Linked DNA regions of Homo sapiens: region 2 is linked to region 1. A link is an interaction called in ENCODE POLR2A ChIA-PET data of the cell type or tissue named here. Cell type or tissue: K562. All regions are shown on one strand. Links, peaks and the distances in the headings refer to the core of each region. The heading gives the core; the rest is flanking DNA.

Region 1 (7,563 bases), core at 912-5,911:
CAAAATACTTGAAAATTGCATTTGACAACACAATAAAATGATCATGTGCCATGATCAAGTGAGATTCATCCCGGGAATATGAGGATGATTCAATAAACACAAATAAATGTGTAACATCACATTCAGTGAATCAAGAAAACACATAAATCATTTAAGTAGATGCTGAAAAAAAAATCATTTCTTCATAGAAACTCAACATGAGTACAGAAGGAACATGTCTCAGTGCAATAAAGGCCATATATGACAAACCCACAGCTAACATCATAATCAATGGAGAAAAGTTAAAAGCTCTTCCTCCAAGATCTGGAACAAGTATGGCTACTTTTACACCACTTTCATTCATCATAGTACTGCAAGTCCTAGCTACAGCAATTAGACAAGAGAGTGCAATAAAAAGCATCCAAATTGGAAAAAAAGGAAGTCAAATTTCGTGTTTGCAGGTGACATAAACTTATACATATCTAGAGAGAGAGAGAACCCTAAAAATTCCACAAAAATCCTACTAGAAATAATAAATTTAGTCAAGTTGCAAGATACAGTATCAACATATAAAAATGAGTAGCATGCCCATGCACCAATAGCGAAATACCTAAGAAAGAAATCAAGAAAGCTATTTCATTTCAAAAAAATATATATCTAGGGATAAACTTAACCAAGAAGGCAAAAGATACCACAATGAAAACTATAAAACACAGATGAAAGATATTAAAGCAGACATAAGTAAATGGAAAGATATCCCATGTCCATGCACTAGAAGAATATTGTTAAAATATCTATATCAACCAATGGGATCTACAGAATCAATGCAATCCATCTTAAATTACAAAAGACATTCTTAATAGAAATAGAAAAAACCATCCTAAAATTCATACGGAAATGCAAAATAACTCAGACAGACAAAAGAAATAAAATGAAAAGTTGGAAGCATCACACTACCTGATTTCAAAATATACTACAAATCTATAGTACGCATGGTACTATCAAAACAGCATGGTACTATCAATAAAAAGGGCGGGGGAGAGACAGAGATGAACAAATGACAGACAAGTGAAGCACAATACACAAATCAGGAATAAATTCATGCATTTATTGTCAACCTATTTTTAACAAAGGCACCAAGAACACACATTTGGGAAGGACAATATCTTCAATAAACTGTGCTAGGAAAACCCAACACCCACATGTACAAGAATCTATCTAGGCCGTTATCTTACCATATACAAACATCTACTCAAAATAAAGATTTAAATGTAGGACCTGAAACTATGAAACTACTAGAGAAGAAAACATAGGATAAATGCTTCATGAAACTGGAGAAGACGAGGAATTTTCAAATAGACATCAAAAGCACAAACAACAGCAAACATGTAATTACATTAAACTTAAAAGCTTCTGCAGGCTGGGTGCAGTGGCTCATGCCTGTAATCCTAGCACTTTGGGAGGCCGAGATGGGCGGATCACGATGTCAGGAGATTGAGACCATCCTGGCTAACATGGTAAAACCCTGTATCTACTAAAAATACAACAAATTAGCTGGGCGTGGTAGTGTGCACCTGTAGTCCCAGCTATTCAGGAGGCTGAGGCAGGAGAATGGCATGAACCCAGGAGTCGGAGCTTGCAGTGAGCCAACACCACGCCACTGCATTCCAGCCTGGGCAACAGAGTGAGACTCCGTCTCAAAAAGAAAAAGGCTGCTGCAAAGCACAGGAAGCAATCAGTAGAATGAAGAAACAGGCTGGGTGCAGTGGCTTACGCCTGTACACTCAGCACTTTGGGAGGCTGAGGCACGCCGATCACAAGGCCAGGAGATCAAGACCATCTTGGCTAACACAGTGAAACCCCGTCTCTACTAAAAATACAAAAAAATTGTCCGGGCGTGGTGGCAGGCACCTGCAGTCCCAGCTATTCAGGAGACCAAGGCAGGAAAATGGTGTGAACCCAGGAGGCAGAGCTTGCAGTGAGCTGAGATTGTGCCACTGCACTCCAACCTGAGCGACAGAATGAGACTCCATCTAAAAAAAATTAAATTAAATTAAAAATTTTTAAAAATGAAGAAACAACCCAGAGAATGGAAGCAAGTATTTGCAAACTATGCATCAGGCAAGGGATTCATGCACAAAATATATGAAGATCTCAGACTATTCAAAAACAAAAATACAAATGATCTTATTTAAAAAATCTACTCAAAACCATTGTCCCCCACCATTATTTCCCTACCTTCTTTTCCCGAGCACCTTTGGCCCCCTTCCCCTCGCCACCCTTTTTCTTCCATCTGCCCCCAAACTTCTTCACCATTTTTTTCCCCACCATCATTTCACAAAGCCTTCTCTACTCTCCTGCTCAACACCTTTTCCCCATCCATTTACCCAAACCCCTTCCCCACTGTTTCTTCCCACCATCTTTTCCCCTTATCCCTGGCCACCCTTTTTCCCCCTCCTGCTCTCATCACCCTCTTTTGCTCCTTCATCTAAGCAAAAACATTTTCCCCCATCTTTTCCCAAAACCTTCTCCCCACTCCTACTGCTCGCCACCCTCTTTTCCCCCTTCATCTACCCAAAAACTCTTTTCTTCATCGTCTTTCCCCCCGTTCCTCCTTGCTATTCTCTTTCCCTTTTCCATCAACCCAAAAACATTTCCCCCCATCTTTTCACACAGCCTTCTCCCTACTCCTGCCTACCTCCCTCTCTTCCTTCTCCATCTACCCCCCAAAACTTTTCCCACCATCTTTTCAAAGTCTCCCCCCTTTACCACTCATGCTCTTCTTTTCCCTATCCTGCTTGCCACCCTCTTTTTTGCCCTCCATCTACACCAAACTATGTTTCCGTCGTTTTCCCAATCCTCTGTGCCTGCTCCCTCTGGCCACCCTCTTTCCTCCTCCTCATCACCCTCTTTCCCCCACCATCTATCAAAACACTTTTTACCCACTGTCTTTCCTTTCTCCACCATCTTTCTTTTCTGCCACTGTCTTTTCACAAAACCTTGTCTTCCTCCTGCTGGCTACCCTCTTTTTCTTTCTCCCACTTGCTACCCTCTTTTGCTCCTCTACCCAAAAACTTTCCCCCACACTGTATTTTCTCCCCACTGTCTTTTCACAAAGCCTTCTCTCCCTACTGCTCGCCCCCCTTTTCCCCCATCACCTTCCTCTCTTTCCTCCTCCCACTTGCCACCCTCTTTTCCCCCTCCATCTACCCTGAAACTTTTTACCCACCGTCTTTCTGCAAAACCTTCCTTCCCTCCCGCTCCCCACCCTGTATTTCCGCCTCCATTTACCCAAAAACTTTTTTCCCCACCATCTTTTCGCCGCCATCTTTTTGCAACGCCCCTTCTCCGGCTAAGCTATCCTTTTCTGCCTTTGGCACTAACTACCCTCTTTACTCCCCTCCATCTATCCCAAAACTGTTTTCCTTCTCCTACCGCTCCAGCCGCACTCCTATCTCCGTCGCTGCCAACAACCGCAGCGAGGCGAGCCGCGCTCCCGCGGCTCCAGCCTCCAGCATACGGCCACTGACTCCTGATTCCTAGTCCTCCATGCCGTGGAGCGAGCAACTCAACGGGAAGACACAGGAACCTGAAAACACCTGACTGCTCTTCAGCATCATTTATATACTGCGGCTATGCCCACGGAGGTTCCTGGACTGCATGTTTTGATTGGATGAGAAAAAACCTCCAGGCTTACTCTGATTGGACTTTATGATCATGTTCTGATTGGATGAGAGCAAGTCTTAACACAACCAATCACAGCATGAAAATAAAGTCCAATCAGAGTAGGCCTAGAGGTTTTTCTCTCATCCAATCAGAATATGTAGTCCAGGAACGGCATTTGCATAACCTCGGTATATAAAGCATGGTGAGGTCGCATCAGGTCATTTCAGGCTCTGCTGTGTCAAGTCGGGGAGCGGCTCTTTGCTCAGCTTAGAGAACTGGAAGAGGCCGCAACCTTCTGCCTGCTGGAGGCTGGAGGATGGATGGAGCCTGGAGCCTGGGACACTACCTTGCTGTGGTTGGTGGTGGCGACAGAGCAGTAAGAGGGTGGCCGGCAGCAGGAGCTTGTCCTGCTGGGCTGGAGGACTAGGAGAAGGAAGAGGCACCACCACATGCTGGAGGCTGAAGCCTGGAGTCTGTGCCACCATGGCTCGCCTCGCTGTGGTTGGTGGTGACGCTGGAGACTGCAGCTGGGCCACAGTGGTAGAAATGTGATGGGGTAGGTGAGTTTTCTGGGCTGCCCTGTACGCTTCTGGGGGCAAGGGTTGGGTGTCCTTTTGGTGATCACTGCTAGAGGCCACCCTGCCTGTGTCAGTGGTCTGGTTGGGGGCACTCTCCAGGGTTGCATTGCTGGTAGTGGGGCAGGTTGGCTGGCTATCTGGGGCTATACTGCCTGCGGTGGCAGGGGTGGTGGGGGGAGGCAGATTGTGTACAGTAATGTGTGCTGCTGGTGGCTGGTGAAGGATTAGGGGCACTATCTTCTGCTGCACTGCCCACAGCAGGGGGTGGGTTGGGTGGAGTTATCTGGGTCTACAATGCTGGCAGTGGGGGGTGGTTTAGGGGCATTGTTGGGTGCTGCACTGCCTGTGACTGGGGGGTGCACCATCAGGAGCTGAACTGCCCGTGATGGGGTGGGGGGAGGCGGGTTTGGGATGCTATCTAATGCAGCAACACCCGTGGCTGGGTCAGATTGTGGGCACTATTGGGTGGTACACTCCCTGAGGTGTGGGGGGAGTGCTTTGGGGGGGGGGCATTGGGGTTACATTGCCTGAAACTGTAGGGTGTGTTGGATGTGCTATCCGGGGGCTACACTGCTAGTGGCAGGGGGCAGATTAGGGGTGCTATGGGGGCTACACTGCCAGCAGCATTGGTGAGCTGAGGAGGTGGCAGCAGCAGCGACAGCAGTGGTCTCCTTCTTCTGGTGGCCTCCAAGTAAGAGATCGTTCTCCTCTTCCCGGACTCCAGACTCTAGAAGGCAATTTTCTCCCGCTCGAGCTAGATTGCACGGCAGGGCCCCCACACCCACTGTGGTTTCCCAGCCTGCCGTCATGCTCTGTGTTGCAAAGACCACCTAGGACTACTGGGCAGGGACTAGTAGGCACCATGGGGGAAGTTGGGGACAGGGCACTGTGGGTGGAGGTGTCAGGAATGGGAACCAGCCCTTGGGTGGGGAGGGCTGGCTGGGTCTGAGTTTCTCCTACTTGGGTTCCCCGAGAAGGGCAGGCTTGGTGGACCCAGCAATTCCTGGCCAGCTGGACTTGGCCAGGGGCCAGTTTCAGTGAAGGCATTCACTCTCTCCCCAGGCCCCAGTTCCTGGCCAGCTTTTGCCAGAAGGAGAGGCTGGACTTTGGAAGGTGGGTGTGAGTGCCTTCAATGAAACGGATCCCTGCCACCTAGTCACCAGCGTGACAAGATGAGGCTCTAACGGTTCCACTCCCTGAGTCCTGTCTTGGGCTTTTCTGGCTTTGCCTGCCCAACTGCTCCAAGCCAGGCTGAAGGAGGAGAAGGAGGAGTCACCTGTGGTACGGTCGAGCAGATGATGTGGCTCTGCAGCTTGCCTCATGTGTTTGGTGGTGGTGATGGAGACCGCAGCTCAACTGGAGCAGTAGGAGGGCACCCACGGGGACCAGGCGGTAGGATCCTGGTAGGGTGGGCTGATACATTGAGGGTGACAGTGGTTGTATTGGCATTGGTGCTAGTGGTGGTAGCAGTAGGAAGTCTGGGGAACGGGAAGCGGGAGTAGGAGCACTGCAGGGCCTATCCCATTCTGGGGCGGGGAGGAAACTTTAGGTGCTGTAACGAAGGCCTTGGTGGCAGTGGTGGTGGTACATCTAGGGCAAAGAGGAGTCCTCCCCCTTTTCCTGCAGTCTCTGGAGGGTGCCCTCCTCCTGCTGGTGCCTGAGCTAGGCATGAGTAGCAGCATTATCTCATTCTTAACAAAATTTAGGGGGTGACTATTTGTGTATCCTTTTGCTTGTTTTTTGTTGTGATACTCTGGGAGTTACTCAAATTTTATGAATGGAGGAGGGGATAAAAGGTATCATAATAGGCCTTCTAATTCCCACACCTGTTCTTTTTCCTTTCTTCCATTGTGTATTTTCTTCTCATTTTCTTGTTCCTCTTCATTTTCTTTTGCTACTGCTTCTGTCTCATGTTTGTATTCTTGTTTCTCCTCCTGTTTTTGTTTTTGTTTTATACCAAGCAACGGCCTTAACACACCAAAACTGAGTTGAAAATAAAATACTTGTCACTGTTGTATTTTTTAAATAACTGATCCCTTACTATGTTTTAGAAATGAGGAAAAAAGTCAGTTGTATAATTAGTTACTTGAATAGCTATGCTTTCATAATCGTGTTAATGCACTTATGCCTAGTGTTCCATTATTGGGACATTACTTATATCCTACTGCTAAATGTCATCAACAAGGTCTGATTTTTCACTTATGCAAAAATTCAAAAAATGGCAACCTCTGGCATAAATGGGCTAATGCATTGTAAGTGTTATTCAAGGAATCAAAAAATGAAGCATCACATAAAATATTAGTAGCAAACAGCCATTTCATCTCTCTCACATATTTTTTCTGGAGCTATGGAGGAGTCACAGGGGTAATAAGTTCTAATTTATGAGATGATTAAGTGAACCATATTCCCTTCATTTTTTTTCTCTGCCACCATTTTCAAGAGTATTGTCATCTGCATGAGCAAACCTGGTTTATCACCACATCTTTGCAAGAGGAAAAAGAAAGGGGGAGAATCATGTATAACGTTGTAAGGCAAAGATTCACAACCAAAAACAAGGTTTTATTAACTTTCGCCTTTAAGAACCTTCAGTGTTTAGCCCTCTTTGATTCCTAGTATTACTACCTTTGGTATGAACTCTTTTTTTAAACTGATCCACTCTAGAAGTTTATGCATTTTGTATCATTTTTCAAGCCAACAGAAATGTGTAAGGCCTATAATTCTGACATTTTTAGTTATTTTTAAGGCTGTGAGCATGTAAGATAGTGTTCATATATGGAAGAATATGTATAAATACCACTAGGTAGCTTATTTTGAAGAGATAGTATCTAAATTTTTGTCCAGAGTAGATTGGTTGCAGTTTCTTAGGTGTGTCTCTTAATACGTTGCCTCAATGTTTTAAAGCATGTAGAAATTTGAACACAGTTTAACTTCATATAGTCCTTTGTTTATAGGTTTAATACTTCTAAAGACTGAAGACATCACAGCTCCCTTTAAGATTCAGTAATATTAATAAAATTTTAGAAATATAGGGTTAGAATCCAACAAATTCAGAGGAAAATTGTTAAATTATATAGCTGTAGAGCAGGAATGAAACCCAGGTTCTAAGCTCTAAGGGGGCCATGAGGTACCATACAGGTGCATCAGTGACTGGGCATAGATTCAGCAAAATTACAGGATGGTTAAGAGAGTGAGCTGTGGAGCCCAACTCTATGTAAACATGAATTTTTAAACTGCATGGTGCCTCAGTTTATCCATCTTTACAGTGGGGACTGTAGTTAAGTTTTTCTCCTCAGTTGTCTGTCTTGTTGCCACTGTTCCCTAGTCTGTCTTGTTACCACTC
Region 2 (7,563 bases), core at 1,660-6,659, 150 kb after region 1:
TCCCTAAAGGCTCAACCTATTATTTATCCTGACTTTGGGCCTACACCTATGTTTAAAAAAGTAATATTCTAAAAGAGTGGCTGCTCAGCAATGGGTATAGGATTATTGAATAACTAGTTTTCAGTTAGTGATGAGCTGGTGGAGTGTATAGAGACTAATGCCAGGGTTCTCACAACTGTAGCAATAATGTAACTGAAGAAAAGAGGCTTACCCTGTTGATGTTCAACATCAGCAAAGATCCTTTTCTCCCTGCTGTAGCTCTTTCTGCTTGAGACAAAGTGTCCATGTTATCGGGATCTGCTATGCGCCATCAGGCTCCCTTTAGTTGCCCTTTGGGCTGCCCACATCCATTTCCCCTTCTCAATAGCCAAAATTCCCTTTGGGGCATTACCCTTCCCCAATGTGGATGGCTAATTGTGGGCAGTGCTCCCACTAGGGATGCTCAAGGGGCCAGACCTGTTTCTCCTGGCTCCCATCCAGCCCGAGTGTGAGCATGTGACTTCAACCCAGCCAATCATGGACTCTCTCCTGGGACTTTAAATCAAGTGACATGAGAATAAGAGGGTGTATTACTCCGTTCTCATGCTGCTATGAGGAAATACCTGAGACTGAGCAATTTGTAAGGGAAACAGGTTTAATTGACTCAGTTCTGCAGGGCTGGGGGGCCTCAGGAAATTTACAATCATGGCAGAAGGGGAAGCAAACATGTCGTTCTTCACATGGCGGCAGCAAGAAGCTCAGAGCAAAGACGGGGGAAGCCCCTTATAAAACCATCAAATCCCGTGAGAACTCACTCACTATCACAAGAACAACATGGAGGTAACCACCCCCATGATTCAAGTACCTCCCACGGGGTCCCTGTGGAGATTCTAGATGAAATTTGGGTGGGGACACAGTCGAACCATATCAGAGGAGAAGGTTGGTGCCATGCATTGCAGAAGAGGCAGGAGAGGCATCAACATTTCTACAGGCTCCTCTGGTTATGAGACTATTTATGGACTTTCTGTGAACTCTGTCCAGCTTCTTGGCCTTCCAGTGTGCTCGTGGTTCTGGCCATTTCCAAGCCTATCAGGCTCCTGTCAATTTTGCAAGCCCCTGTGAGTCTTTGCTTTGATTATCCAGAATTGGCATCTAACCAGCAACCAAGTCCCCCGACTGATACAGACCGTTGAGTACTGTCTCCAGCTCTGCTTTAACTTAGTGATGTCATTTCACTTCCCCAAGCCTCAGCTTCCTCATATGTAAAATTAGGGAATGAGCCTAGATCTGTGTTCTGCAAATATGTTTCAGCCACAGGAAATTTCATGCAAACAAATTTTCCTTATAGGAGCAGATAAATCATAAAACTGGTCGACGCAGTGCTGCTCTGGTTAAAGAGAGTCCTGTCCTCTTGGCACTTTCTCAGTAGTGCCCTGCTGTGACTCCTGCAGGGTTCCATAGAGCACGCTGGACTAGACAATCTCTAATACCATAAAGGGACAGGGGTGTACTCTCTCTCCCTCATGGCAATGAAAAATAGTCTGGGTTGATTTAATTAACTCAGGGAGGCGTCATATCCACAGTTTCTTATTGACAAAAACTTGTTTCTTCTCTTCTTGAAGGAAATGTGCTTAGCAAATGTCTGTGATATGTTTAAACACACACACACACACAACCAATTTAGCTGCCAAGTTTTTTTTTCTTTTCTTTTCTTTTCTTTGAGACAGAGTCTCGCTCTGTTGCCTAGGCTGGAGTGCAGTGGTGCGATCTCGGCTCACTGCAATCTCCACCTCCGAGGTTCAAGTGACTCTTCTGCCTCAGCCTCCCGAGTAGCTGGGATTACAGGCACTCACCACCACGCCCGGCTAATTTTTGTATTTTTAGTAGAGACAGAGTTTCACCATGTTGGCCAGGCTGGTCTCAAAGTCCTGACCTCAGGTGATCTGCCCACCCCAGCTTACCAAAATGCTGGGATTACAGGCATGAGCCACTGCACCCAGACAGCTGCCAAGTTTTAAGAGCACTTTTTATCATGGGGAAGGCACAGCAAAACTACAAAAAGCAAACAACAACAACAAAATCTTGAGTGGGGATGTTTTAAACCATTTAAAGTGTCTCTTTTTAAAATTTTTTATTTTTTAATTAATTAATTAATTTTGAGGCTGTGTATGAGACTGGCTAATTTTTGTATTTTTAGTAGAGGTGGGGTTTTGCCATGTTGCCCAGGCTGGTCTCAAACTCCTGGGCTCAAGGGATCCACCCGCCTCAGCCTCCCAAAGTGCTGGGATTACAGGCATGAGCCACTGTGCCTGGCCCAGACACACTTTTTCTCACAAAAAAAGTGCTGACTTATGCATTTATCATGGAGAAATACTCAATTCTATATCTCAAAGACCCAATAAAATAATCTAAAATGGACAAGACTCTATTCACAAGTGCCTTAAAGAGACACTTTAGACTAGGCACAATGGCTCACATCTGTAATCCCAGCACTTTGGAAAGCTGAGGTGGGTGGATCGCTTGAGCCCAGGAGTTTGAGACCAACCTGGGCAACATGGTGAAACCCATCTCTACAAAAAATACAAAAAAATAGCCAGGTGTGGCGGTGCCTGTGGTCCCAGCTACTTGGGAGGCTGAGGTGGGAGGACTGCTTGAGTCTGGGAGGTTGAGGCCACAGTGAGCCAAGATCACTCCACTGCACTCCAGCCTGGGCAACAGAGTAAAACCCTGTCTGAAATTAAAAAAAAAAAAATCTGCCATAGGCCTGGTGCGGTGGCTCACACACTTATAATCCCAGTGCTTTGGGAGGCTGAGGCAGGAGGCAGCAGGAGGATCACTTGAGATCAGGAGTTCAAGATCAGCTTGAGCAACATAGCAATATTCTGTCTCTACAAGAAATTAAAAGAAAAAAATTAGCTAGACATGGTGGCATGTGCCTATATATAGTTCCAGCTACCCAGGAGGCTGAGGTGGGAGGATCACTTCGAGGCTGGAGTAAGCTGTTATTGCACCACTGCACTCCAGCTTGGGCAATAGAATGAGACCCAGTATCCAAAAAAAGAAAAAAAATCTGGTGTATATTTAATTCCATGAAGAAATCAAACATTATCCCTCCCTTTGGCCTGTAGCACCAGGTACTTTGCTTAGGATTTTCACACACACAATCTCATGTATTCTCAAACAACTTTCTGGAAAAGTATCATTTATGATTCCTGTTTTATTGGTGAGGACACTGAAGCTCAGAGAGATTAAGTCATTTACCTAAGCTCACATAGATAGTAAGCAGCCACTAACTGCATGGCTGCAAAGCTTATGTTCTTTCAAATATAATACTCTACTCCTTTCGTTAACACTATGCATTTGGAGATATTAAAGTGTAGAATAATTTGACTACATAGTTCAGTGGTCTTTCAGCTTTCTCTTCTAGATACAGCCTCAATAGGGAGACCCAAAACTCCCAGCTGAAGAAGCATCAGAGACCTCTGGGTGCCTCCCTTGGGTTCCATGTGTCTCTGCAGGAACACTGGTAGAGTTAGTTCTTGAAAGGAACAGTCCTCTTAACCCTGGGGAGTCTTATTTCCTATGGCCAGTTGAAGTTTCCTCTAGGAAGGCAAGCTCATTTTAACAAACTACAATCAGGAATAAATATTTACAACTAAAAAAAAGGGTTTTGTGAAAATGAATTCTCCGACTCTCTTCTTTGTTACTCTACAGACATCATCAGTCACTGAAGATAATGACGGAGTTATGGGATTAGGGGATATGGGATACGGGATATAAAGGTAACTATGACCTTGCTCAAATAATTCTAATTTTGACTCTTGGTTACCACTTTGTCCTTGTCAGCTGTTCTTATTTCTAAAAATGATGGTACTCTAAAGATAATCCAAAGAGTATTTATTCATTCCAATGAAGTTAATCAACATTTGCATATGTGGTTTACTGGGCAATAAATCATTTCTAGGTACTGGTCCTGAATATGCCACTTCATAAGTAACTGTGTACTCTTGGGTAGGTCACATAAGCCCATTGAATCTTATTTTCTTCATCTCTGAAATGAGAGATTTAGATGAGGCATTCTGTAAACTTTAAGATTCTTATTTTGCTGGTTACTTTCAAGGACCTGGGAGCTATGCAATCCCAAATGTGTCCAGCAGAGGTCAGGAGATGTCACTAAAAGCTCTGAGGGCTACTTTAATCCCAGTTAGCTTTGTAAATAGTTTTATGATAGTCCCTACTCTCTGTGTTACTTACCTGATTTTTTTAAGGTTGGGCAGGCATTTTTCTTGAAAAATTAAAGTAGGGATGCATTGTGTGCTTTAGGCCTCTTTCTCAAATGTAAACCATTTCTCCCCTGGCCAATGCCTAGTGAGCAAAGGTAAATTGCCCAACAGAAGGTGATACGTGGGAACAGTTTAACCTTTGGTAAATGTAAGCAAGTATGGATGCTATGGCAAATTCCATTTCGTCAAAACTTTCTCTTTATGACAAAGGATTTCTAAGCTCTAGCTAGTGATCTAATATTTTGAAAAAATTCATGATCACACCACTGCACCAGCCTGCGTGACAGAGTGAGACTCTGTCTCAAAAAAAAGAAAAGAAACATATTTATCCAGCAAAATTATCGTCATAATATGGGTTTCAATCAATATTTCTCTTTTTCTCTCTCTTCTGGGTTTCATCAGAAAAATTATCTTGGAAATATACCATTGCAGAGATAGAGACTCTTAATAAATATTTAAATATTATAAGCATTGGTTTATTTAGGCAGAAACAGGAGGACTGATTTAAATGTGGGTTGAATCCAAAGAATTGGGAATCACAGGAAGACCCTGCAGCAAGGTCAAGCCCGTCACAAAGAGCTGTTTAAAGAAAATGTAGTAGAGACAGTCTGGAAGTTAAAGTTGACTCTGGGTAAGACCCCCATTTAAACCTTGGTCAAGTTATTTGGTAAAGTTTCTTAACTTTCCTGGAGATAAACTCCCCCATTTCCTTATCTATATAGTGAAGACAGTGGTAAAACCTCATAAGATTTGTGTGGGGATTAAATGAGCTAATACACATATATAAAGAGTTTAGGAAAACACTCGCCACACATTAAATGAGCAATAAGTGAGAGCTATTGCTGTCATACATTTTATTAGAGAGGAGTGTTTTTAGAAAAAGCAAATGGGGAACAAAATCACTATGTCTTTTTCTAAATCTCTTTCATGACTATCTCAGACTAGGTTTGATGATTCTGTAGTGTGTTTCAGCCACTGGAGCTGAGAGACCCCGGCCCGGCCACCTGGCCATGCAGACTTGACTGGCACCATCATTCCCAGCTCACAGCAGCAGCAGAGGCAGCTGGATGCCCATTCCTGCCAGCCAATCCTTATCCGACTGCCGGCCCGTCAGCCAGAGTCAGAGGCTGCCTTCCCCATGGAGCAGGGACTGTCGGTGGCCTTCCCCCTCTCTCAGCCCCACGTGGAGCCTAGGCTGGTGCTGAGTTGCCTGCTCCCTGCTTGGAGGTCAACTTCCATCCAGTGCTTCATCTTTGGCCTCTGAGGCTTTTCTGTTTTTCAGCACTCAGGCCAGGTGAGGGTGGCTCATGCCTGTAATTTCAGCACTTTGGGAGGCTGAGGCTGGTGGATCACTTGAGCCCAGGAGTTCAAGACCAGCCTGGGAAACATGGCAAAACCCCGTCTCTACAAACAATAAAAAAATTAGCTCAGTGTGGTGGCACACACCTGTAGTCCCAGCTACTTGGGAGGCTGAGATGGGAGGATTTTGGGAGCCCAGGGAGGTCGAGGTTGCAGTGAGCTGAGATCGCACCACTGCACTCCAGCCTGAGCAATAGAGTGAAACTGCCTTAAAAAAGAAAGAAAGAAAGAAAGAAAGAAAGAAAGAAAGAAAGAAAGAAAGAAAAGAAAAGAAAAAAAGAAAATTAGCACGTGGTTTACTCATTGTCATTACTTCTTCCCCTGCTCTGGCAGGCGCCTCTAGGACAGGTCTGCACTGATCTCTCCCACCATCGCTAACCCACGGTAGGATGGACTGGGCTCTGAGAAAGCTGGGAACAGTGGGCCAAGCAGGGCAGGGAGGGCTATGTGCTTCCTGCAGGAGAGAGAGCTGGGTCGTGCTGCGCTCTGATGATGAGGGGTGTGAGCTGGGTGGCAGGAGGCATGGGCCAGGTGGGATGGCTCCCTCGAAGGTTGGAGAAGGGTTGGCAGGGGGGCAAATGAACAGAACATTCCAGATCAGCTGTGGCACCCATCACCCACCATGGGCTGTCCAGCAGGGTGGGGGCCAGAGCAGGATTGCTACAGCCTGCTCACATCCTTGAGACCTTTCTGAAGACCCAGGCCAGTCGTCGAGGGACCTCCCAATCACTCACGTTCAAAACCAAAGATTAAAAGGGAGATGGCTGTCTCCTTACACCGACCATAGCTCCAAACTTTCTGAAAAAGGCTTAAACTCTTAAGGTTTGTGCTTACTCAAATGGAAAGAAAATGGGAGGAAGTGTCAATTCAAAGAGAAACTTTCTGCTTCCTTCTAAAGATGACTGCAGCCTAATTCTGGCTCTGACACTGTCTTGCTCAGATCCAGCCAAGCTCCTGGCTCCTCCAGGCCTTGCTTTTGGTGCCTGTAAGGCAGCTCTGGAGTAATGGGGGCAAGCCCCACCTGTGAGGAGTGGGGGAAGGCGTGAGTGTGATTTGTGATTGCTGATACTTGATGCCCACATACCTCACTCTCAACATGTGTTACTATCAGTGTAATTTAAGATATTTTTATAAAACCAAAAAAAAAAATCTAGTGTCTTACCTTGTTGGAAATCCCCTTTGGGAAAGTGCTAATACTAACTATTGAACATGTATCCATTGCATTTATAATTATCCTGATAATAACTGCCATTTATTTAGAAAAAGTATATAGAAAGCCATGGTGCAGTAACACCATTCTTCCCATTTTACAGACAGGGACACTGAGCCTTAGGGAGATGAAGCAATTCTGCCTAAATGCAGGCCGCTAGGCATGCATGAGCTCAGAGCTGGCACTCTTAAACCCTTCTGCGTGTCTCCATGCACAGTGAGTTCCTGCTCGGCCCACCCTCAGGGCTCTGCGGACAGGCCTGCCTCAGGACCTTTGCAGGTGCTGCTTTCTCCCTCTGGGATTCCTCTCCCCTCCCTCCCGCCCCCTGCCCTTCCTTCAGACTTCTGCCCCATGCCCGCTATTACTGAGCCTCTCCCTCCCATATGAACGGGTCCACCTCTTCGCCCTTTCCCTTTCTTGTTTGTCTTCCTCCCTTCCTCGTTTGATCATTCTCTGTCTGCTTCCCCCACTAGAATAAAGACCTGTGGGGTCTTTGTTTTGTGCATGGCTGTATCTTTAGGATCTAGGAGAAGGTGCTCCCTCACTATTAATTCAACAAACCAGTGAATGAATGAGTGGCCGCCAGGATTAGCGGGGCTGGTGGGCAGAGCAGAAGCAGTCTGGATGCCGAGATTTGAGGGAAAGCTCCCTCCAAGCCCTCAGGACTCACTGTAGGGTTAACTCACTGTAGGGTTAACAGGGCCCAGCTCTGGCAGAGCACAGTTCAACAGC

Evidence for each region. ChIA-PET counts read pairs that join two places held together with the same protein. Peaks named below come from ENCODE experiments on the same cell type or tissue, not always from the same donor. Only the 100,000 strongest peaks of a DNase experiment are listed, where the experiment ranks them.
Region 2: POLR2A ChIA-PET joins it to region 1 with 11 read pairs; 2 of 35 experiments call an interaction of 5 or more read pairs at or near these places.

Annotation. Positions count from the first base shown.
Region 1 is chr17:27,085,680-27,093,242 of GRCh38, forward strand. LOC105371703 (a long non-coding RNA gene) reads right to left here and starts at 3,562. Exons shown (of 4, transcript NR_135673.1): 1 at 3,415-3,562. In K562, for the core only: no CTCF peak of the experiment used is centred there; DNase peaks (open chromatin) are centred at 3,578 and 3,849; H3K4me3 peaks cover 4,686 bases.
Region 2 is chr17:27,232,758-27,240,320 of GRCh38, forward strand. LOC124903956 (a long non-coding RNA gene) reads right to left here. Exons shown (of 2, transcript XR_007065676.1): 2 at 5,102-5,666. Among named protein-coding and RNA genes, the nearest start is that of MIR4522, 57 kb to the right of the region's middle. RefSeq lists an enhancer at 6,014-6,113. In K562, for the core only: a CTCF peak has its summit at 4,135 (motif pointing right); a DNase peak (open chromatin) is centred at 4,154.